Linked DNA regions of Homo sapiens: region 2 is linked to region 1. Evidence: chromatin loops called from intact Hi-C (ENCODE). Cell type or tissue: psoas muscle. All regions are shown on one strand. Links, peaks and the distances in the headings refer to the core of each region. The heading gives the core; the rest is flanking DNA. Region 1 overlaps HIRA (histone cell cycle regulator). Region 2 holds the start of LOC112268289 (a long non-coding RNA gene).

Region 1 (8,000 bases), core at 1-8,000:
GAGGGCTCTGGGTATAAAGGATTATTTACTCCAGAATTGTGTTTTGGATAACCACATGCTTACAAGCTTCCATTCCAAGAGCTCAAACAACTCTGATGATTGACTGTGCCAGACACTGAGAAGACAAAGCTAGCAGGATGGTTGGGAGATAGATTATGACCACACATTCCCACAGACACCAAGCCTGAGGCTGCCCAGGGCTGTGTGTGGAGGTGGAGGTGGCTTCCAGCCAGGACACCTGAGAGGAGTCCTGAAGAGCACCAGAACATGTGGTGGTAATGGCAGCCCCAGCAGCTGGAATCCCAAGGGCAAAGCCAGACAGAGGCTATGGGTGAGTGAGAGTGGAGGCTGGCAATTTCGCTAAGAGTTGGTGGGTACCCCGATCTGCTATGACTTCTCCCAGAAGGTGATGGAGAGCCACTGGAAACCAATCTCCAAGGAAGTGACAAGATAGGATTTGTATGCAGTAGGGGACAGAGAATGTCTGGGTGTGCCTGAGGGAGAACTGGCAGGGTCCTAGAACTTACCTGGAGGGTGAATGCTCTCTGGGGGCTTGGAATTGGCAGCTTCAGTGCAAGTGCTGGTGCAGACAGACACATGGCCTCCTTCTCTGCGGTTAGGGCAGCTGGAGACTGGAAGAGCCAGAAACGTTCCTGAGCCTTGCTCTAACACTACGGGGTAGCATTTGGTAAAGGCAGGTCACCCAGAAGTGAGGCTGAGCCTGCGACCAGAGCATTTCCACCCTGGGAGGGAGGAAGCAGAGGGGAATGCTACAAGGATCCTAACCTCATGGACAAGCCAGTTGATGCCAGGGAACCTGCTCAAGGGCCCTGGGTGAGTCAAGGGCACATCTGAGGGAGAGCGTGGCCTCCATGCTACATTCCAGGGGCTGCATGTCTAAGCCAGCTGGTTCCCAAGGTGACCCACCCAGCTGAGGCTTACCATGCACACAGGGCCTTCAAGCTCTAAGTACAGAAAGGTGGGCTAAAGAAGGCAGGATGGGCCCACTGGCCTCACCTGGACAGACAGAGACACAGGCATGAGACGAGAGTCCTTCCGAGGCCGCCCTTTCTTCTTCTTCTCTACTGTCTCTACCTCAAGCTCAAGTTTTCGCTTGGACAGTGAGGAAGCCTTAGCCAAAGGGACTTTCTCATCGCTGTCACTGCTGCTCTCCAGGAGGTCTCGGGGCCTCAGCTCTTTCACAAGGTTCTGCTCTTTTAACCTGCACAAAAACATTACATCACACTTCCCTTCAGAAACCATTCATGCAAGAAAGAGTGAAGTGAAATATTTAAAGTGCTTAAACAAACCTCTTGCCAACCTAGAATTCTGTGTCCAGTGAAATTATGCCTCAAAAGTAAAGGAGAAATAATGACTTTGTCAGACAAAAATAAACAAAGAGACACCGGAATCTGTTGCCAGAAGACCTGCCTTGCAAGAAATGTTAAAAGTCTTTCAGAGAGAAGATAAATGATGCAGGCCAGAAACTCACATCTGCATGAAGAAAGGAAGAGTGATGTTAGAGAAAAAAAACAATGAACATAAAATAGAATCTTTTGTATTTCATATTCCCAACTGATCTGAGAGACAACTTTCTGTTCAAACAAATAACAGCCACCATGTCTTGAATTACTATAGTTTATGAATGAGTGAAATAAGTGGTACCAATGTCATAGGGCATGGAAGGAAAGAGTGGGGAACTCTTTCTACTACCCATGAAGTGGTATAATATTATTTGAAAGTAGAGTTAGGTTATAAATGTTTATTGTAAACTCTAGAGCAATCACTAAAAAAAATTTTTTAAAGCATAATTAATAATGCTGAGAGGAGAGAAAATTTATTTTTATTTTATTATCATTTTTTTTTTGGAGATGGATTTTCACTCTTCTCGCCCAGCCTGGAATGCAATGGTGTGATCTTGGCTCACTGCAACATCCACCTACTGGGGTCAAGTGATTCTCCTGCCTCAGTCTCCCAAGTAGCTGGGATTACAGGTGTGTGCCACCACGCCTGGTTAATTTTTGTATTATTAGTAGAGACAGGGTTTCATCATGTTGGCCAGGCCAGTCTTGAACTCCTGACCTCAGGTGACCTACCCGCCTCAGCCTCCCAAAGTGTTGGGATTATGGTCGTGAGCCACCATGCCTGGCTGAGAAAACTGAATCATATAAAATACTCAGCTAAAACCAGAGAAGGCAGAAAAAGAAGATAAAAAGAAGTGAAGATTAAAAAAAAAGAATAAGGCCGGGCACGGTGGCTCACGCCTGTAATCCCAGCACTTTGGGAGGCTGAGGTGGGTGAATCACCTGAGGTCAGGAGATTGAGACCGTCCTGGCCAACACGGTGAAACCCTGTCTCTACTAAAATACAAAAAATTAGCCGGGTGTGGTGGCGTGTGCCTGTAGTCCCAGCTACTCGGCAGGCTGAGGCAGGGCAATTGCTTGAACCCAGGAGGCAGAGGTTGCAGGGAGTCAAGATCGTGCCACTGCACTCCAGCCTGGTGACAAAGTGAGATTCCGTCTCAAAAAAAAAAACAAAAAAAACAAAAAAAAGAAATGGGTTTATGTTTTTAAAAATTTAATTTTAACTACAAAAGACAAAGACAGATTAATAGTAGGTGGACACAGTGGCTCATGCCTGTAGTCCCAGCTACTTGGTAGGCTGAGGCAGGAGGACTGCTCGAGCCCAGAGGCTTGAGAGCAGCCTGGGCAAAATAATGAGACCCCATCTCTAAGAACAAAAAATAAGTAAATAAATAAATACAAGAAAAGGGGTGATTCTAACTATATGACAACCTGGAACAGGCAAAACCATGGAGACAATAAAAAGATCAGTGGTTTCCAGGGGTTGGGGAAAGGAAGGTAACTATATGAAGCACAGAATTTTTAAGGCATTGAAACTATTCTGGCTGGGTGTGGTGGCTCTTTCCTGTAATTCCTACACTTTGGGAGGCCAAGGTGGGCAGATCACTTGAGGTCAGGAGTTTGAGACTGGCCTGGCCAACATGGTGAGACCCCATCTCTACTAAAAATACAAAAATTAGCCACGTGTGGTGGCATACACATGTAATCCCAGCTACCTGGGAGGCTGAGGTAGGAGAATTGCTTGAACCTGGGAGGCGGAGGTTGCAGTGAGCCGAGATGCGACTGTGCCACCGCACTCCAGCCTGGGCAATAGAGCGAGACTCTGTCTCGAAAAAACCCAAAAAACTATTCTGTAAGATATATAATGATGAATATATGTCATTATACATTGGTTAAACCCGTAAAACGTACAACATCAAGAGTAGACCCAAATGTAAACTTTGGGTGACGGTGTGCCCCACTCTGGTGGGGGATGCTGAAAGTGGGGGATGCTATGGGTATGTTGGGGAGGCGGGCATGTGGGAACTCTTTGTATTTCCTGTTCAATTTAGCTGTGAACCTAAACTGCTCTAACAAATAAAGTCTATTAAAAAAAAAAAGCGAGGACTGGAGAAAGACATGCCATGATAACACTAATCAAAAAAAGGTGGTGTAGTTACGTAAGCAAAGCAGGCATCAGAGACAGTAAAGTTATCAAGGATAAAGAGGGACATTACACAGTGATAAAGATGAAGGAGTCAATTCTTCAAGAAGACAGAACAATTCTGAATAAGTACACAGGCATACCTTGTGTTATTGTGCTTTACTTCACTGTGCTTCGCAGAGACTATGTTTTTTTTACAAGTTGAAGGTTTGTGGCAACCCTGCATCAAGCAAGTCTATTGGCGCCATTTCCCCAACAGCAGGTGCTCATTTCGTGTCTCTGTGTCACATTTTGATAATTCTCACAATATTTCAAACATTTTCATTCTTATTGTATCTGTTTTGGTGATCTGCCATTAGTGATCTTTCATGTTAGTATTATAACTGTTTTGGGGCACTGTGAACCACACCCATGTAAGATGCTGAACTTAATCAATAAATGGCGTTTATGTTCTGACTGCTCCACCAACTGGTTGTTCTCCTGTCTCCCTTCCTCTCCCCAGGCCTCCCTATTATCTGAGACAAAACAATATTGAAATTAGGCCAATCGATAACCCTATAATGGCCTCTAAGTAAGTGTTAAACCAAAAGCTAAAAATGATTAAGCTTAAAGAGGAAGGCACATTGAAAGCTGAGACAGGCCAAAAGCTATACCTTTTGCACCAGTTAGCCAAGGTGTGAATGCAATGGAAAAGCTCTTAAAGGAAGTTAAAAGTGCTACTCCAGTGAACACATGTTTGAAAAGAAAGCAAAACAGCCTTATTGCTAATATGGAGAAAGTTTTAGTGCTCTGGATAGAAGATCAAACCAGCCACAACACTCCCTTAATCCACAGCCTAATCCAAAGCAAGGCTCTAACTATTTTCATTTCTATGAAGGCTGAGAGAGGTGAGGAAGCTGGAGAAGAAAGTCTGAAGCTAGCAGAGGTTGGCTCATGAAGTTTAAGGAAAGAAGCTGCCTCTATAACATAAAACGGCAAGGTGAAGCAGCAAGTGCTAATGTAGAAGTTGCAGCAAGGTATTAGAACATCTAGCTAAGATCATGGATGAAGGTGGTAACACTAAACAACAGATTGTCAGTGTAGGTAAAACAGCCTTCTATCAGAAGAAGATGTCATCTAGGACTTTCCTAGCTAGAGAAGGGAAGTCAATGCCTGGCTTCAAAGTTTCAGAAGACAGGCTGGTTATCTTATTGAAGTGAATGCAGCTGGTGATTTTAGGTGGAAGTCAATACTCATTAACTATTCCAAAAATCCTAGGGCCCTTAAGAATTATTCTAAATCTATAAATGCAACAAGAAAGCCTAGATGACAGCACATCTGTTTAGAGCATGGTTTACTGAATATTTGAAGCCCAATGTTGACACCTACTGCTTGGAAAAAAAGATTCCTTTCAAAAGATTGCTGCTGACTGGCAATGCACTTGGTCAACCAAGAGCTCTGACAGAGATGAATGTTGTTTTCATACCAACTAACACAACACACATTCTGCAGCCCATGAACAAGGAGCATTTTCATCTTTCAAGTTTCATTATTTAAGAGGTACATTTTTGCCTGTGGTCCCAGCTACCTGGAGGCTGAGGCAGGAGGACTGTTTAAGTCCAGAAGTTCTGAGTTATAGTGCGCTATGCCAATTGGGTGTCCACACTAAGTTTGGCATCAGTATAGTGACCTTCTGAGAGCAAGAGACCACACCAGGTTGCCTAAGGAGAGGTGAACTGCCCAGTTTGGAAACAGAGCAGGTAAAAACTCTTGTGTTGATAAGTAGTGGTACTGTGCCTGTGAATAACACTGCACTCCAGCCTGGGCAACATAGCAAGACACTATCTCTTAAATAAATTAAAAATAATAATTAAAAAATTTTGTGGGCCAGGTGTGGTGGTTCCCGCCTGTAATCCCAGCACTTTGGGAGGCTGAGGCAGGCAGATCACAAGGTCAGGAGACCGAGACCATCCTGGATAACACGGTAAAACCCCGTCTCTACTAAAAATACAAAAAATTAGCCAGGTGTGGTGGGGGGCGCCTGTAGTCCCAGCTACTTGGGAGGCTGAGGCAGGAGAATGGCGTGAACCCGGGAGGTGGAGCTTGCAGTGAGCCGAGACCGCACCACTGCACTCCAGCCTGGGCGACAGAGCGAGACTCCGTCTCAAAAAAACAAAAAAACATTTTGTAAGCTATATCAGATTCCTCTGGCAGATCTGGGCAAAGTAATCTGGAAAGTATTCACCATTCTAGATGTCATTAAGAACATCAGTGATTCATGGGATGTCAAAATATCAACCTTAACAAGAGTTTGGAAGAAGCGGATTCCAACCCTCATGAATGACTTTGAGGGGTTCAAGACTTCAGTGGAAAAAGTCATTACACATGTGGTGGAAACAGTAAGAGAACTAGAAGTAAAGCCTGAAGATGGGACTAAATTGCTGCAATCTCATAAAAAACTTGAACAAATGAGGAGGTGCTAGTTAGGGAAGAGCAAAGAAAGTAGTTTCTTAAGATGGAATCTCCTGGTGAAGATGCTGTGCATATTGTTGAAATAATAAGGGATTTATTTATTTTTATTTTGAGACAGATTCTCATTCTGTTGCCCAGGCTGGAGTACAGTGGCACAATCTCAGCTCGCTGCAACCTCCGCCTCCTGGGCTCAAGGGATTCTCATACCTCAGCCTCCCCGAGTAGCTAGGACTACAGGCATGCACCGTGACAACCGGCTAATTTTTTGTATTTTTAATAGAGATGGGGTTTCACCATGTTGGCCAAGCTGGTCTTGAGCTCCTGACCTCAGATGAACCACCCACCTCGGCCTCCCAAAGTGTTGGGATTACAGGTGTGAGCCACTGCACCTGGCCTTTATTGGCATACATTGAAATATCATGCCATCGAAATCCTTTTTGTAAGGTTGGTACTAATGCCTCCTTTCATTTCTGATTGTATTTATTTATATACTAATCATACTTTAATACAACTGTATGTCGGGCTTTTTTCAAATAACATTCCATCTGAACTATTTTTCCATAGTACAGTCATCCTTTGGTATCTGCATGGGGATTGATTCCAGGACCCCCAGGAGATATCAAAATCCAAGGATGCTCAAGTCCCGTATATAAAATGATTTAGTATTTGCATATAATGTAGGCACAGCTTCCAATGTACCATTTTTTTTTTTTTTTTGAGACGGAGTCTCACTCTGTTGCTCAGGCTGGAATGCAGTGGTGTGATCTTGGATCACTGCAACCTCTGCCTCCCAGGTTCAAGTGACTCTCCTGCCTCAGCCTCCCAAGTAGCTGAGATTACAGGCACGCACCACCACGCCCCGCTAATTTTTGTATTTTTACTAGAGACGAAGTTTTGCCATGTTGGCCAGGGTGGTCTCGAATTCCTGACCTCAGGTGATCTGCCTGCCTTGGCTTCCCAAAGTGCTGAGATTACAGGTATGAGCCACTGAGCTGAGCCCGGCCAGCCTCCTATATACTTTAAATAATCTCTAGATCACGTATACATAGTACAATGCCTAAAAATAACTTCATTTGCATGGATTCAAAGTAGTACTTGGCATGTAGCAAATTCAGTTTTTGCTTTTTGGAACTCTGTGGAATTTCTTTTCCCAAATATTTTTGATCCATAGTTGGCTGAATCCATAGATGTGGAACCCATGGATACAGAGGGGCGCCTGTACTTTGGTCCTTATAAACATTAAAGAGAGGCACAACATAATGAATAGCTTACTTCCTCAACACCTCTCTTTTGAAGAAGTTGGTAAATGTTTCTCATAATGCTGTGTTAAACATCTCTAAATATGACAGACTCCCTGGATCACAGGTGCTATCACTGATCTTATTTCCTCAAGGAGTTCACCATGAGTGAACTCCTGTCTAGTATCCAAGAGCCCTCATCCCTGCCTGCCTTCCCACTGCTAACCAGCCTCTGGCCTGTTAGCCCCTCCTCTGGGCACTGTCTTCAGCTGTTTTCCCTGCTAGTCACCTGGGTCAAAGAAATGTGGGCAGATACACACACCAGCGTGTAGAATCCTGGATTCTTTTCATTTGTATCCATGTGAAAAACTGGGAAGACAAGAGGCCCATGACGCTGCTCTGTGAAACTGAAGTGTCTGTTCCCCTTTCTTCTAATGTCCTACAACAGGGCAAAGCATCCATCTGTGGGTGTAGCTTAATATTCTGGAAGTCCTGAGTCAGTGCTCCTCAAAATCCTTTAAAAATTTTTTTTTTTTTAAATGTCAGACATTTGCCTCTTCAAAGAGCTTGTTTTACTATGTTGTAAAAATCAGATCATGTACATTTTCATATTAAATTTTTTGTTAAATAAGCTTTTGGAACAGTCAAAAATGCTTTCTCTCAGATGTTCTGAATATGGAAATGGAATATTAGCTTGTTCTAATTTTTTCTAACATGAATTTTCCTGGTTCAGACTGATCTGAAAGGGTTTCATGTATTAAAATGAGAGAATCCTATTGTGAAACATGGAAAAAAAGTCAGACT
Region 2 (15,816 bases), core at 4,033-12,032, 170 kb before region 1:
GGCTCCTCCAGTGGCAGTGCTGACCTTGGGAGGTCTGGGGAGCCGCCTGTGCACTGGGGCTTGTGGGCCCCATCCCTGCCTCTACGGCCTATACACAGCACCACGCCCTAAGCTGTGACAACCAAACATTCCCTGGGGTCACAGTCATTCCTGGCTGACAGCCACTGTTCTGGGGGAAGCGCGCTCGGCCACTTTCTTTTTTTTTTTTTTTCTTGAGACGGAGTCTCGCTCTGTCACCCAGGCTGGAGTGCAGTGGCGTGATCTCTGCTCACTGCAAGCTCTGCCTCCTGGGTTCACGCCATTCTCCTGCCTCAGCCTCCTGAGTGGCTGGGACTACAGGCTCCTGCCACCACGCCCAGCTACTTTTTTGTATTTTTAGTAGAGATGGGGTTTCACCATGTTAGCCAGGATGGTCTCGATCTCCTGATCCTGTGATCCGCCCGCCTCGGCCTCCCAAAGTGCTGGGATTACAGGCATGAGCCAACGCGCCCGGCCCTGTGCTCGGCCACTTTCTATCTGTGGCTTTGTCCTCTGGACTCTCTTCTGGGCCCACGTGGCTCGGAGTGGGTGGCTGGCAAGGCCAGTAGGCCTCTGGCAGCACTGATGGCCCTGCTCACTCATCACTGCCTGAGTGTTGAGGAGGCTGTGTGTTTAAGCCCCTGACAGGGACCACATGGGTAGGACAGAATGGCTGTGATCAGCCAGCCGAGGGCAGCCTTCCCTCAGGTGCGTCTGAGCCCAGCTGTCTCCTCCCAGCAGCCAGGTCCAGAGACCTCCAGGTGCGGTCTCAGAGCCTCAGCAGCTTTTCCTCTCCATTCCCTCTGCAGGGGCCCTGTGGGCACCTCAGGAAGGATCACAAGCACTGTCACCAAGGGCTAGGATATGTCACAGAACAGTCCAGAACACTGGAGGTGACAACTTAGGGTGAAACTCAATGCAACACTGATGCAGGCATCAGAGGCCTCCACGGAGTCTGAGCCAACAGCCGCAGACCAGGAGCCATGAGAATGAGGCCCCTGTGCGGGACAGGAAGTGGCAAGTATCCATGTGTCCTGTGAAGATACTCAGGAATGCCTAAGGCCAACTCCGTAAGTAACACCCTCAGGTCAAGTCCAGAGTCTTTGGGCACAAGGAGCCCTTGGGAATTGGCTCAGCTGCATCACACAGCACCCACAAGGGCCCTCTTGTACAACTCCACCTCACCCCCGCGGGGAGATGTTCAGGCCAAGCAGAGGATGTTAATGCCTTCAGGGTCTTGGGGGTCCCTCCAGGCAGCCCAACCTGTCTAGCTGATGCCCAGATCCCGGTCTGAGAATGATACTAAGAAACCTCTCACCAGCAGAAAAAACACAGTTTCTTTTTCCTCTCAAGTGATCCTCCCACTTCAGCCTCTAAAGTAGCTGGGACTACAGGTGCACACAACCGTACCCAGCTTTGAAACAAATGTTTTGAATGTGATTTATTTATTTTTTTCCTTTTTTTTTTTCCGAGACAGAGTCTCACTCTGTCACCCGGGATGGAATGGAGTGGCGTGATCTCCGCTCACTGCAACCTCCGCCTCCTGGGTTCAAGCGATTCTCCTGCCTCAGCCTCCCAAGTAGCTGGGATTGCAGGAGTGCACCACTACACCCGGCTAACTTTTGTATTTTCAGTAGAGATAGGGTTTCACCATATTGGCCAGGCTGGTCTTGAACTCCTGACCTCAAATGATCTGCCCACCTCAGCCTCCCAAAGTGCTGGGATTACAGGTGTGAGCCACCACGTCCAGCCTTTGAATGTGATTTTAATTTAGGTTTTTAAATTCCTCAAATCTTTTTTTTTTTTTGGAGACAGGGTCTCACTCTGTTGCCTAGAGCAGTGGTGTGATCATAGCTCACTGCAGCCTCTGACTCCTGAGCTCAAGTGATCCTCCCTTCTCAGCCTCCCGAGTGGCTGGTACCACAGATGTCCATCACTACACTTGGCTAATTTTTTGTAAAGATGGGGTCTTGCCATGTCGCCTAGGCTGGTCTCAAACTCCTGGGCTCAAGCACTCCACCCACCTCAACCTCCCAAAGTGCTGAGATTACAGGGAAGTTCCCAAATCTTGATAGGAAGTAAAGTAGGTGCCAAGAAGTGAATCTTGCCACACTGTGTTTTGGTAGAGTGAAACTCACACAAAACTGCTGCGAAAAGAATCAACTCCGTAAAACTCTACAAGTCTTTCAATCCAAACAGTTTTTAAGGGGTGCTAGCTCACTCCCAATTCTTACTCTATGTTCTAAATATGGTCTCCCATTAATACTAATCCCCCCACCCACCACGAGGATCCCCTGGTGAAGCTCAGAGCCAGGTCTCAGGAACAAGAGGGAAGGGATGTGACCCCCAAAGCCATCAGGAAACACACCAAGGCAGGAAGGTGGGAGGAAACGGGCCCAGGCCACCAACCTTGTAGAGATGATCCTTCTTGCAGAGCTCCACGCTCTGGGCCCACCAGTTATTGCCCTTGTACAGATAGGCCGCAATGCACCTGAACTCCATCAGCTGATGCTTCTCCAGCTGCTGAGCCAGGCTGATGTTGTCAAAGTTGTCATAGGCATCGATAGATGCCCTTAAGCCCTAGGAAGACAGCCTTTCTGTGAGGGATGGGACACTGACATGGGCTGCCTACACATGGAGCAGGCACCTTGTGTTACTTGATGGCTGTTGCTATCAGCACAGCCTTAGAAAGGCCCCTGCCCATATATCCACTGGTGTCCTGTGGGGCCTGCACACCCTCCTGTGCAAAGGCAGCCTGCTTTGAGAACAGAATGGCAGTTGCAGGGGAGGAGCCCAGCCCACCCAGGACAGGGCTCCTTCCTGCACACCCACCTGATAGTCCTCCTCCTCTGTCAGCAGGTGGTTGAGTGCCTCATTCACACTCTTGTTGTTGTGGCTCTGGACTGACCGCAGGTAAGGCTTCACCAGGGGCAGCTGACCTGCCTGACAAGTTGAGGGAACCGTCAAGGCACTTGGCCAAGCTTGTTATGGGGACACTAGGCAGGGGCACAGGTGGGCACGTGCGTGCCATCCACTTGAATGGTCCAGCTCTGGAGCCAAGGGCACCTTCTGGACACCTAGAACCAAAAGACCTACACTCACACAAAGAGGACTGTCTGGGCGATTCAGTGGATGCCAATGTCACCACAGACATTCACACCTTAGAGAGACACATGGGTTTGGGTCCAGACCACCACAATAAAGTGAACATTGCAATAAAGTGAGTCATATTAATTCATGTTTACACTATGTTGTAGCCTAAGTGTGTAACAGCATTATGTCTACAAAAACACAGTACACACCTTAATTAAAAATATTTTAGTGCTAAAGAATGCTAACAATCATCTGAGCCTTCAGTGACTCGTAATCTTTTTGCTGGGGAGGGTCTTGCCTCAATGTTGATGGCTGCTGATTCATACAAGTGGTGGCTGTTGAAGGCTGGAGAGGCTGTGGCAATTTCTTTTTCTTTTTTTTTTTTTTTTGAGATGGAGTCTTGCTCGTCGCCCACACTGGAGTGCAGTGCCGTGATCTCGGCTCACTGCATCCTCTGCCTCCCAGGTTCAAGCAATCAATTCTCCTGCCTCAGCCTCCTGAATAGCTGGGACCAGGCGCTTGCCACCACGCCTGGCTAATTTTTGTATTTTTAGTAGAGACAGGGTTTCACCATATTGGTCAGGCTAAGTCTCGAACTCCTGAACTCAGGTGATCTGCCCACCTCTGCCTGCCAAAGTGCTAGGATTACAGGCATGAGCCACTGCGCCCAGCCGGCAATTTCTTTCCTTCTTTTTTTTGGGGCGGGAGACGGAGTGCAGTGGCGCGATCTTGGCTCACTGCAATCTCTGCCTCCTGGGTTCAAGCGATTCTCCTGCCTCAGCCTCCTGAGTATCTGGGATTACAGGTGCGCGCCCACCACACCTGGCTAATTTTTGTATTTTTAGTAGAGACAGAGTTTCACCACGTTGGTCAGGCTGGTCTCGACCTCCTGACCTCATGATCCACACGCCTTGGCCTCCCAAAGTGCTGGGATTACAGGCGTGAGCCACCGCGCTCGGCTGGCAATTTCTTAAAATAAGACATCAATGAGGTTTGCCTCACTGACTGACTCTTCCCTTTATGTAAGACCACTCTGGACTTGTGTTGCATAAAACAAAATAAACTAAACAAACAAAAAGACTCTGTGCAGCATGCAATGCTCTTTGATAGCACTGTACTCACAGTAGAACATTTTTCAAAATTGGTCTCAGTCCTCTCCAACCTTGCTGCCACTTTATCAACCAGGTTTATGCACTATTCTAAATCCCCTGTAGTCATTTCAACAATGTTCACAGCATCTGCCCCAGCAGTAGATTCTATCTTAAGAAACCACTTTCTTTGCTCATCCCTAAGAAGCAGCTCCTCATCTGTTCAAGTTGGATCCTAAGATTGCAGCAATTCAGCCCCTTCTTCAGGCTCCACTTCTAATTCTAGTTCTCCTGCTGTTTCCCCCACATCTGCAGTGACTTTCTCCACTGAAGTCCTGAACCCCCAAAGTTATCCATGAGGGTTGGAATCCACTTCTTCCAAATTCCTGTTAATATATGGATATTTTCCTTATATACTGGTGTCTTTACTTGTTTCCAACTTCTTATTGATACATGATAGTTGTGCATATTAATTGGGCATATGTAATATTTTGATACATATACACATGTGGGATGATCAAATCAGGGTAATTACGATATCCGTCACCTCAAGCATTTATCATTTCTTTGTGTTGGGAACATTTCAAATCTTCTCCTTTAGCTATTTTGAAATGCACAATAATTTATTGTTTTTTTTGAGATGGAGTCTCTCTGTTGCCCAGGCTGGAGTGCTGTGGTGCAATCTCGGCTCACTGCAACCTCCCGGGTTCAAGCGATTCTCCTGCCTCAGCCTCCCAAGTAGCTGGGACTACAGGTGCCTGTCACCACGTCTGGCTAATTTTTGTATTTTTAGTAGAGACGGGGTTTCACCATGTTGGCCAGGCTAGTCTCGAACTCCTGACCTCGGGTGATCCGCCTGCCTTGGTCATCCACCCACCTTGGCCTCCCAAAGTGTTGGGATTACAGGCATAAGCCACCATTCCCGGCCATTAATTAGCCTAATTCCAATGCTGTTGTGTCTCAGGGAATAGGGAGGCCCAAGGAAAGGAAGAGGGACCAGGGCACGGCCAGTCAGCGGAGCAGTCAGAACACATACAACATTTATCCATTAAGTTTCCCTTCTTATAGGGGCATGGTTTGTGGCATCCCAAAACAATTACAATAGTAACATCAAAGATTGCTGGTTGTGTGCACTGGCTCAAGCCTATAATCCCAGCACTGGAGGAGGCCAAGGCGGGAAGATTGCTTGAGGCCAGGAGTTCAAGGTTGCAGTGAGGTATGACCATGCCACTGCACTCCCACCTGGGCAACAGAGCAAGACTGTCTCAAAAAAAAAAAAAAAAAAAAAAAGATCACTGATCACAGATCACCATAACATATATAATGACAAAATTTGAAATATTGTGAGAAATCCTAAAATGTGACACAGGGACATGAAGTGGGCACATGCTGTTGGAAAAATGGTGCTAATCGACTTTCTCAATGCAGGGTTACAAACCTCCAATCTTTTTTTTTTTTTTTCTTTTGAGACAGAGTCTCACACTGTCACCCAGGCTGGAGTGCAGTGGCACGATCTTGGCTCACTGCTAGCTGTGCCTCCCGGGTTCACGCCATTCTCCTGCCTCAGCCTCCCAAGCAGCTGGGACTACAGGTGCCCACCACCACGCCCAGCTAATTTTTGTATTTTTAGTAGAGACGGGGTTTCACCGTGGTAGCCAGGGTGGTCTCGATCTCCTGACCTCGTGATCCGCCCGCCTCGGCCTCCCAAAGTGCTGGGATTACAGGCGTGAGCCACCGCACCCGGCCACAAACGGCTAATCTTTAAAAAAACACAGAATTTGAGAAGCACAATAAAATGAAGCATGATACGGGAGGTATTCCTGTATCTGAAACCTAAAACACTTTGATACACTGGTGAATCTTCAAGTCAGCTGGGGGTCATTTCAAAAACTCTTTATAAAGGTGCTATCATTCAGATGACTTTGTTAGAGCTAGCCCAATACACTCTTCTACCTGGGGTTTTGGTTGACTCACCTTTGAAAAGAAACTGACTGTCCAGGTGTGGTCCAGCCGGGGTGAAAGCACCAGCAGCAGGTCATTGATGAGCAGTGGTTTGTAATCCAAATAGAACTGCAGGGCTCTGTAACAGAGCTCGACGTTGGCAACCTGTGGTGAGCAAAGCTGAGGGTCAGTCCCTGCCGCTGTCTCCAGATACCCCAGGGCTCCTTCCAGTTTTTGCTCAAATGACACTTTACTACTGAGGCCTGCCATGACTACCCCCTATAAGACTCAATGGCCTGTGAAGGTGCCTCCTCTCATCCCTGAGGTATTTTGTCCCCCAGCACTGACACACTGAGCATTTTTCTTAAGAGGCCAGCCTCAGGGTTTCCTGCCTCAACCCAGCACCTAGACCAGTATCTGATGCAGGGTCCACGATCACTCAGTATCGGCTGAATGAATGAAGTGTAATCAGTCAGAATGAAGCCCCACAGCAAAACCAAACAACAGAGTATGTTTCCATCCAAGCAAGATTACTCCAGCTTTCCTTGGAGGCCTCAGCCTGAGCCATAACCAAGTGGACAGCATGTCCTGTGACATCACCAGAGCTTTTGAGCTGAAACACTGTGGTGCTCAGACCCTGGGTGAGACCTGAAGGCCAGCCCATGCAGAGAGTGGACCACTCTGGGTGGACCCTGTGCCTGTGCTCCTGGGTCTCGAGATTTGGCCAGGCTGCTGTGTCTCTTAGCACTTTCCCCACTGGTCTGCCACCATTCTCTTGCTGGGCGATGTCATCTTTTTTTTTTTTTTTTTTTTGAGACGGAGTCTCACTCTGTCGCCCAGGCTGGAGTGCAGTGGTGCGATCTCTGCTCACTGCAAGCTCTGCCTCCTGGGTTCATGCCATTCTCCTGCCTCAGCCTCCTGAGTAGCTGGGACTACAGGCAGCTGCCACCATGCCCGGCTAATTTTTTGTATTTTTAGTAGAGCCGGGGTTTCACCGTGTTAGCCAGGATGGTCTCGATCTCCTGACCTCGTGATCTCCCCACCTCAGCCTCCCAAAGTGCTGGGATTACAGGCGTGAGCCACCGCGCCCAGCCCTGGCGATGTCATTTGGTGGCTTGCTGACTGTGGCATCGATGTCCAGGGCCTGGACACAGCTCTGTTCAGGGAGCATGCAAGCCAGATGGGCATGAACCAAGACAGTGGTGATGAATGTGTCTGCGTGAGTGTGGGGGTCCCGGGATGTGCACAGGGCACAGCTGGAGCTAAAGTCATGCTGGGATCCCAGGGTGATCACCACTGGAGCCTCCAGCACTGCTGGGTTTGGGTGACCTGGCAAAAATGTGGGGCCCGATGGGGTCTTCTGACTAAAAGGGGTCTAATGGTCCCACTATGGCTTACTGGCCACTTCAGGGTGTCTTCTTTCTCCTTCTCTTTTCCTTTTGTGCTAGAGCACTCACTGTCACCAGAGATTCTGACCCAGACAGGCAGCAGGGTCCCTAGTACCCGCCACCATGGATTCAGAGCAAAACGGTGAACTGGCCGCATCACAAAGCTTCACCTATGGCACTGGTGGGCCCCCAGACTCTGCCACAGGCCACTGTGGGTCCACTCCTATTGGAGCTCTAGCACCTGTCAGCCTTCTAGGCTGGCCCTTTACTCAGCAGCAGGGCCAGGACATGGGGGCCTCAACTAGACACTGAAGAAGCAGAGAGCAGTCAGGATGTGATGTGGGGCTGAAGAGAAGGGTAGGGACTCAAGTTCATCTTCTGTGGCGAATCACCTCCTCAAAGCCCCACCTGCTTCCCCACCAACCACAAGGCTCCTCAGGCCTCCCGTGAAGGAGAGGAACCATCCAAGGACAAGCCCATTTCAGAGACTCTTGCAGGTATCACGCGAGTGGACAGACTTGAAGTGGGGCACCAGCAGTCCTAGCTTCCCTTGTGGGACACCTGGTACCATGTGCACTCTTGGCCCTTTCAACAGGTCCATGCAGCATGGCCGGAATGCCGTTTAAGGTGGAGTATAACTGCCATGTTCCCACCCAGTTCCTCTGGTGTTGAGGCCTGCAGGGACACACATCTCTGTTGGGCTCAGCTGCTGGGATCTGGAGCCCTCTGCACTACAGGAGGAATGGAGCGGCGGGGCCCCTCTGGAGCGTCCTCCAGATCCAAGCTGAAAGACAGGATGGGGTGAGTCCACTAGCCACGCGCCAGGACATGGAGCACTGGCAGGCCCGTGCCCACTAGCATGGTCAGCAAGGACAGCCAGCACCCCAGAAGACATGGTAGTATCCCTGTTTTATACAAGGGAAAACTGAAGGCTGGGCGTGGTGGCTCACGCCTGTAATCCCAGCACTTTGGGAGGCCAAGGCAGGCGGATTGTGTCTGTAATTTATTCCTTCCGGTGGGTTCTTGGTCTCACTGACTTCAAGAATGAAGCCACAGACCCTCATGGTGAGTGTTACAGCTCTTAAAGATGTTGTGTCCAGAGTTTGTTCCTTCAGATGTTGAGAGGTGTGAGTTTCTTCCTTCTGGTGGGTTCGTGATCTGGCTGACTTCACAAATGAAGCTCCAGACCTTCGCAGTGAGTGTTACAGCTTTTAAACCTAGTGCAGACTCAATGAGTGAGCAGCAGCAAGACTGATTGTGAAAAGCAAAAGAACAAAGCTCCCACAACATGGAAAAAGACCCGAACAGGTTGCACTGCTGGCTCGCATGGCCAGCTTTTATTCCCTTATTTGGCCCCACCCACATCCTGCTGATTGGCCCATTTTACAGAGCGCTAATTGGTCCATTCTACAGAGTGCTGATTGGCCCATTTTACAGAGTGCTGATTGGTACGTTTTTTACAGAGTGCTGATTGGTGCATTTACAATCCTTTAGCTAGATGCAGAGTGCTGATTGGTGTACTTACAATCCTTTAGCTGGACACAAAATTTCTCCAAGTCCCCACCCGACCCAAGAAGTCCAGGTGGCGTCACCTCTCAAGATCACCTGAGGTCAGGAGTTTGAGAACAGCCTGCCCAACATGGTAAAACCCTGTATCTATTAAAAATACAAAAATGAGCCGGGCGTGGTGGCAGGCACCTGTAATCCCAGCTACTCTGGAGGCTGAGGCAGGAGAATCGCTCGAGGCTGGGAGGCGGAGGTTGCAGTGAGCCAAGATCGCGCCACTGCACTCCAGCCTGAGTGACAGAGTGAGACTCCGTTTCAAGAAAAATAATAATAAAACAAAAAAAGAAGAGAAAACTGAAGCTGAGATTCCGCCACAAGCTCCAGGATAGCTGGTTGGCGTGCTGTGCTGCACAACCTGAAAGAAGCGCCCACCGGATGCCAGGCACCTGCCATGGACCACTTGGTCGGGAGGAAACATGATGTCCATTGTATGGATGGGATAACGAGGTTCACAGCGGTGACACCCCTAGCCCACATGGAGAGAGACAGTGAATGGCTGAGCTGGGGTGCCCCCCGTGTGAGTTAGCAAGCTCCCCTGCTCAGGCTGCTGCTGGCCCAGCCCTATGGCTAAGTGGATTCCTGCTATCGTGTGCCCCAAATACAGATTGGATGTCGTCCATCTGATTGGACCCCTGCACTGGCGAGTATCCTCCTACCCCCTTCACACCTGAGCTGACAGTGTCTGTCTCCCACACGGCAGGGTGTAGTAGAAGCATCATGAATCACACAAGGAACTGGACTCAGCCATCAGCCCTGCAGGCACCAGATGAGAGATGCTGCTCTCCCACACAGTGAGTCTCAGCTGTCCTGCTATTATTTTATATGCCAGTAAGAAACAAAAGCATGGCCACTTCCACCACGGCTCAGCAATTTTTAAAAACACCCTAATATCAGAGGAGTTACAATGTGAATAAAATACACACAGGATTGATCAAGTATGGATTTTCCAGCACACAGACAAATCTACAAGGCAGCAGCCACGTGTGCCAGGCCACAGTAAGGTATGACCTGGCCGCACTCCCTCCAGCAACCTGCAGACTCTGCTCAGGGTGGGACGCCCCATCAAAGGCCCCCACTTTCACGTACCACCATGCCCAGTAACATGGATGTCCTCCAACAAGAAGCTCGGGCTTGTGGCCTGGTGCTCAATACTGGGTTCCTTCAAATAGTTCCCAGGAAAGGCAGAGGCTGAAGGCCTCACCTGGCAGCACACGTGCCACTCGCGCCCACCCTCAGTAGCCGCATGTGGAAAAGAGGTGCATGAGCGAGGCCACAGCTCACTGCTGTGCCACTCCAGTCACAAGCCGACTGTGACAAGTTAGTTACCCAAAGACCATGGCACAAAGCGCAGATACCCAATGCAAAGGGATGGGGGCTGAGGATAAAGAATTCCAGCCCCTTCACCAAACTCACATACAGAGCTGGAGAGGGGTGGGTCCTGAGGTTGAACTCTCTAAGAGACCGGAAACAAAATAACAAAGGCTCACTTGACCATGGCACCCAAACCCGACACCACCCAACAGTGTGGCTGCTGACAGAGAAACTCGGGTCCCGGTTTAGCCCAGTTAGGCTACAGGATGGAGGCCCACTCCCAGACAGGTAAGGCCGCTGGTGCTGGGGAGAGACATGAACTAAAAAAAAAAAAGGTCCGATGGTGAACAATAACCACAGGAAGTGGGGGTGGGAGCCCTGAGCTGACAGGGCAGAAGGAAGAACGAACTGAGGCCTGGCCACAAGGGCGTGGTATGGTGGGAGGGGCGGGCAGGCAGGGCCACAGGGCCACGGCTGCATGCTGGCCTGACCCTGCCCGCAGCTCAGCTGTGCATCGCTAGACGGGTCACCTGCCCTTCTTAAGTGTCAGTTCCCTTCAAAGATGGAATTACTACCATCTGCCCAGAGGGTGGTGGACTCATACAAGTGAACGCACACACAGCATGGGGGCATGCTGGTACTCATTCCACTCCCACCTGCCCATTCCCCTGCACCCAGAATAGGGCCTGGCAGAGGCTGGCAGGAGCCAGCGCTCTGTATCCCCTCTTACCTTGGTAATGATGTCCTTGAACTGACCCTCCTTCCAGGCCTCAGTGGGGTGGCTCATCATGGTGAGCACAGCATTGTCATACTCCTCGTACTTGTCATAGAGGAACACCAGCTCAGCCCACAGGTGTGCCTGCTCTGCAGCCCTCAGCACCTGGACAAGGAGGTCAGGGTCGGCTTGTGCTGCACGTGGCCACGGCTGCCAGACTGCAAGGAGTACACGGTACCTTTGGGATGTTGACACGGGACCAGAAAAGCTCCAGATGCTCCAGCATCTTCTGTGGCTTGAATTTGGAGTAGAGGATGGCCAGCTCAGTGAACATGCCCATGTGGGCCCGCTCCAGGCCCAGGGCCGCTTCCAACAGCAAGATCAGCTCCTCAAAGTAGCCACGATCCTAGCAGACCAACAGCCACGCGTGGGGCAGAGTGATTGCATGCCTCCTGCAGCCACCCTCCAGCCCATGCCCACGCCGCAGGGACTGTGCTTGTGACTGGGAATGATCCCGAGGAGGCATGTGTGAAGAAAACGTGTATACATACTGTGCTACAGATCATGCCATTTACTTAGCAACTTATTGGATCATCTGACAATTACCAGTGGCACACTGCACTACAATTTTCAAGTTTAGTAAGTGCAAATTAGTATTGCCAATTTTATTTAAAGAATTAGAAAAAAAAATAGGAAGTGGGTGGTAACAGGGTCTGGGAATGATTTGTTTTAATCCCTTGCTACAGCTCATTACTGAGATCCTGGCTCCAACAAACCTTCAACTCCACTCACGATGCCACGTGGCTGTTGTTTCACTGTGTCCCTAATTATGATGGCCAGCCCCTTGCATTCAGCCCCACACGCCTCTGACACTCTCCCTGGACAAGACCAGACGTCTGGTTACAGCCTGCTCAGCATGCAGAAAGCCTGGAGAAACACCCAGCCATGTGACCCTTTCCCTTTACTCTAACGACCACAGCCCTGGGAGGGTCCGACCTAGAGGACTGCCTCACACCTCTTGTTTTCCCAAGGAGGACACCCTTCTGTGCCCCCTCCACTCTCAGACTAACCTCATTTCCCAGTGGCACACTTGTCTGCTGGCAGCATCTGCACCCCCCAATCAGCTACAGACACGCCGCCTGTGCTCCTGTCTGGAACCTGCCCAGCCTGCAGCTCCATCCCACCTGCTTGCCTACCAAGGCCACAGCTCCGGTGACTCCTCATTTCTCTTCTGCCTTATTTTCACTCTCCACAGCTGGGTTCAGCAAGCATCCCGCTCATCCTCCTATCCTAAACACCCTCTTGACCCGATGTCCCTGCTAGCTACCTCCCATTTTTTCTACTTCCTTTTGCAGCAAAAACTCCTCACAACAACCATTCCCATTCCTCTCCCTGTTCTCTCCAGCCACCATCAGGCTGAGTCTCTCCCAAGCTCCAGGTCACAAGCAGCCCCCTGGCCCTGCCATCCTGCTGTCTGCTCAGCAGCAGGCCCTGTCCCTGCTGACCGGCCCCTCCTCTCCAGTGCATCCAGGAGCCAGCACACTCTCTGGGTTTTCTTCCCACTGTACTGGCTGCTCCTGCTCCCCTCCTCAGCCCACCCCTGTTGGGCAGTCTGGTCTTTTCACCTACACTCATCCCCAGGGGACTGCAGGCAAACATAGATGGATGTGGATCACCTATATGTCAGCAACTCCAGGTTCACTGCTCTAGCTAGGCCCCTCCTCTGTGGAGCTCCAGATCTGTCTCCAGCTGCCTACATGATGCCCCCACCTGAACATCCAGCGGGCAGCTCAAGACTTAGCACCATGTGTCCAAAAAGTAATTCTTGTCCTTCCCTCCCGTGCTGCACCTTCAGTCTTCCCCTCATCCACTGGTGATAACTCCGTTATTTCTACTTATTCAAGCCAAAACCAAATGGAGTTATCCTGGGCTTTTCTCTCTCACTCCACATCAGTGCATTAGCATATCAAGGTGGCTGCTCATTCAAAGCACACACCCAATCCTGATGGCCTGATCACCTCTCACCCTGTCACCACCACCCTAGTCAGAGTCACTGTCCCTTCTCGCCTAGACCACTGCAACAGCCTCCAGCTGCTCTTCTGGCTCCTGTCCCTACTCCTCAAGTATGTGTCTCAGCACATGAGCCACCATGATCCTTTTACCCCCGACAGCCCTGCACCCATCCCAAGTACAGCCCGTGACCTTCCTAACGGCCTGAGATCTGGCCCTCCGTCAGCCTCTCTGCCCCATCTCTGGCTCCAGCCCCTTCCTTGAATACACAGCACACTTCTGCCTCAGGACTTTGCCTGGCCACTGACCCTTCCCTCAAATGTTCCCATGACCAAATCCTTCCATTTCTTCAGGTCTTTGCTCAAATGTCACCCCCTCAATTGCTGCTACCTTGACCGCCCCTTTATGAAACTCCATCCAGGCACTCCTATGCCCTCAAACCGGCTCCATTTTCCTCTATAACTGATCACCTTCAAACACACTATATAATTATTCATTAGGTTTGTTGCTTGCCTGCCAACCTTGCTGAATGCCAGTTCAATTAAATAGAGGCTTTTCTGTTTTGTTCACTGACACAATTATTGAGAATAATGCCTAGCACACAGTAAGTACTCAAAGATTTGCTGACTAAATTGTTCTTTTGTCAGCCCTGTACTGCTTGATCACCCTCCCTGTTGGCTTTCCAGTTCATTTCTCAGGCGCCTCTCTGGGGGTGGGAAAGCATTTCTCATTGAAAAGCCATCACACCCAGCTAATATCTGGACACTCTGGCGCTGGTGCGAGCCCCTCCAGACAACGTCTCACATAGTGAGGGGTTTGGGGCTCAATTTCCATGGCCATGGTGACACTGCTGAGCAGAGTCAGATCCCATCTTCGTCTGCCTTGACTAACCATACCTGGAGTTGTCATGTGGCTCTAGGAATCCCACAGGTGGAAGCCCAGGTCCCTAAACACACAAATCACTGTCTACCAACCACTCAAGAGAGCCTACCTACAGCATGAACATACAGGGCCCCACCCTTCCAAAGGGTCCAGGTGGGGTTCCCTCTCTTGCCTGTGCTTTGTCCCTAAGGCACTTGAAAAACAGACTACTGGGGCTGCACACTGTGGGGAACTAGGCTATGGACTAGAGCTCTGCCACCACCAGCCCAGTATTCTCAGCAACCCTCCAAGGGTTGTTCCCGTCATGCAAGCCACTGACTGGGCTTCTGAAGGCCCAATAACACAAGAGGATGGAGAGAACTTAAAAAACACAAAATTCCAGCCAGCCATGAGGTCGAGGATAGCTAACAAGGCAATTGAATTTAGTTCATAAATGACTGTCTAACACATGAATCTTCCCCTCAGGGCCATGCTTCATATTTGCAGATGCAACACTGTGATGGTCACGAGCTAAGGGGATGACCGTGCCTCTCTGTGGAGTGTTTAGGCATCACTTGTCATCTGCATTACCAGCAGAGATCATCTGGTCACCTGGTAATAGCACATCAGCTCCTCCAGCTCATCTGCATGAATGACGATGTGAAGACCACACAGCTGTGCGAAGCGGAACTCTTGTCCATCCATGCAGGCAAAGCACACCTAGGGGACGGAGGGCAAGCGTGAGGGTCCCCAAGACAGGACACAGCACCACAGCAGCTGACTTACAAGGCACACAGTTGCAAATGCAGAAATACCAGCAGTGGGGTATTTTAAGTTGGATTCTGAACAAGTAGCTAACTCTATGATGAATTGTACAAGACTGGGAGAAAAAATATGACATTTGTAATCTGCAGGCCAAGGGGGTGCTTGAGACCATGGAAAGAATAAAGTTTGTGCATTACTTCGTAGGCCCTGAGTTTTGTTCAGGTGGCGGGAAAGTCATGCTGGAATTTCAGGTTTGGGGTTTGAAAAGGAAGGCTAAAAAATAATGACCATCAGAATGCATCTCATCTGAGTGTTGTTTTCACGGGGGAGCTTGTTTTAATAGTTTTTTAGACTACTTTTGTTTTCTGCACTGTACAGTATGTATACTTAATGATAACAAGCCTTGAGAAGTGCAGAATTCCCCTGTACAAAAATAATCACATAAGCCAGTGTCATTAACTTGAGATATAATCTTTGGCCCACTGTTTCCTATGTGTGATGCATACACCAGCACCCTGACAAATTTCCCACATAAACACAGTGGAATTACATCATACATTCTGCATGATGATATATTCCTCGCATAATATTGGCAACATCTTTTCCTGCAACTCTGCCTATTCATCTTAAACAGCAGGGTAGAGTTGTAATGCATACATTAACAAAGGCCTTGGCCGGGCGCAGTGGCTCATGCCTGTAATCCCAGCACTTTGGGAGGCTGAGGTGGGTGGATCATGAGGTCAGGAGATAGAGACCATCCTGGCTAACATGGTGAAACCCCGACTCTACTAAAAAATACAAAAAAATTAGCCGGGCGTGGTGGCGGGCGCCTGTAGTCCCAGCTACTGGGGGAGCTGAGGCAGGAGAATGGTGTGAACCCGGGAGGCAGAGCTTGCAGTGAGCCGAGATCGTGTCACTGTACTCCAGCCTGGGCGACAGAGCTAGACTCCATCTCAAAAACAAAAACAAAACAAACAAACAAACAAAAGGCCTTGACATTAGACCTTTAGGCTAATTTTAATCTTTCATTAAACAATGCTGTTTTGGATATTTCTTCAGT

Evidence for each region. Peaks named below come from ENCODE experiments on the same cell type or tissue, not always from the same donor. Only the 100,000 strongest peaks of a DNase experiment are listed, where the experiment ranks them.
Region 2: a loop joins it to region 1, with 2.0 times the contacts of the local background. A loop is called at or near these places in 4 of 110 quality-filtered maps.

What each region holds. Positions count from the first base shown.
Region 1 is chr22:19,360,710-19,368,709 of GRCh38, forward strand. HIRA (histone cell cycle regulator) reads right to left here. Exons shown (of 25, transcript NM_003325.4): 16 at 1,018-1,222; 17 at 528-632. It also overlaps the pseudogene RN7SL168P. Among named protein-coding and RNA genes, the nearest start is that of HIRA, 67 kb to the right of the region's middle. In psoas muscle, for the core only: no CTCF peak of the experiment used is centred there; no DNase peak of the experiment used is centred there.
Region 2 is chr22:19,185,131-19,200,946 of GRCh38, forward strand. CLTCL1 (clathrin heavy chain like 1) reads right to left here. Exons shown (of 33, transcript NM_007098.4): 24 at 14,604-14,711; 25 at 11,359-11,526; 26 at 11,136-11,285; 27 at 6,174-6,305; 28 at 2,851-2,961; 29 at 2,428-2,598. It overlaps LOC112268289 (a long non-coding RNA gene), which reads left to right and starts at 11,514. Exons shown (of 2, transcript XR_002958736.2): 1 at 11,514-11,759; 2 at 14,478-14,959. In psoas muscle, for the core only: no CTCF peak of the experiment used is centred there; DNase peaks (open chromatin) are centred at 8,251, 10,861 and 11,551.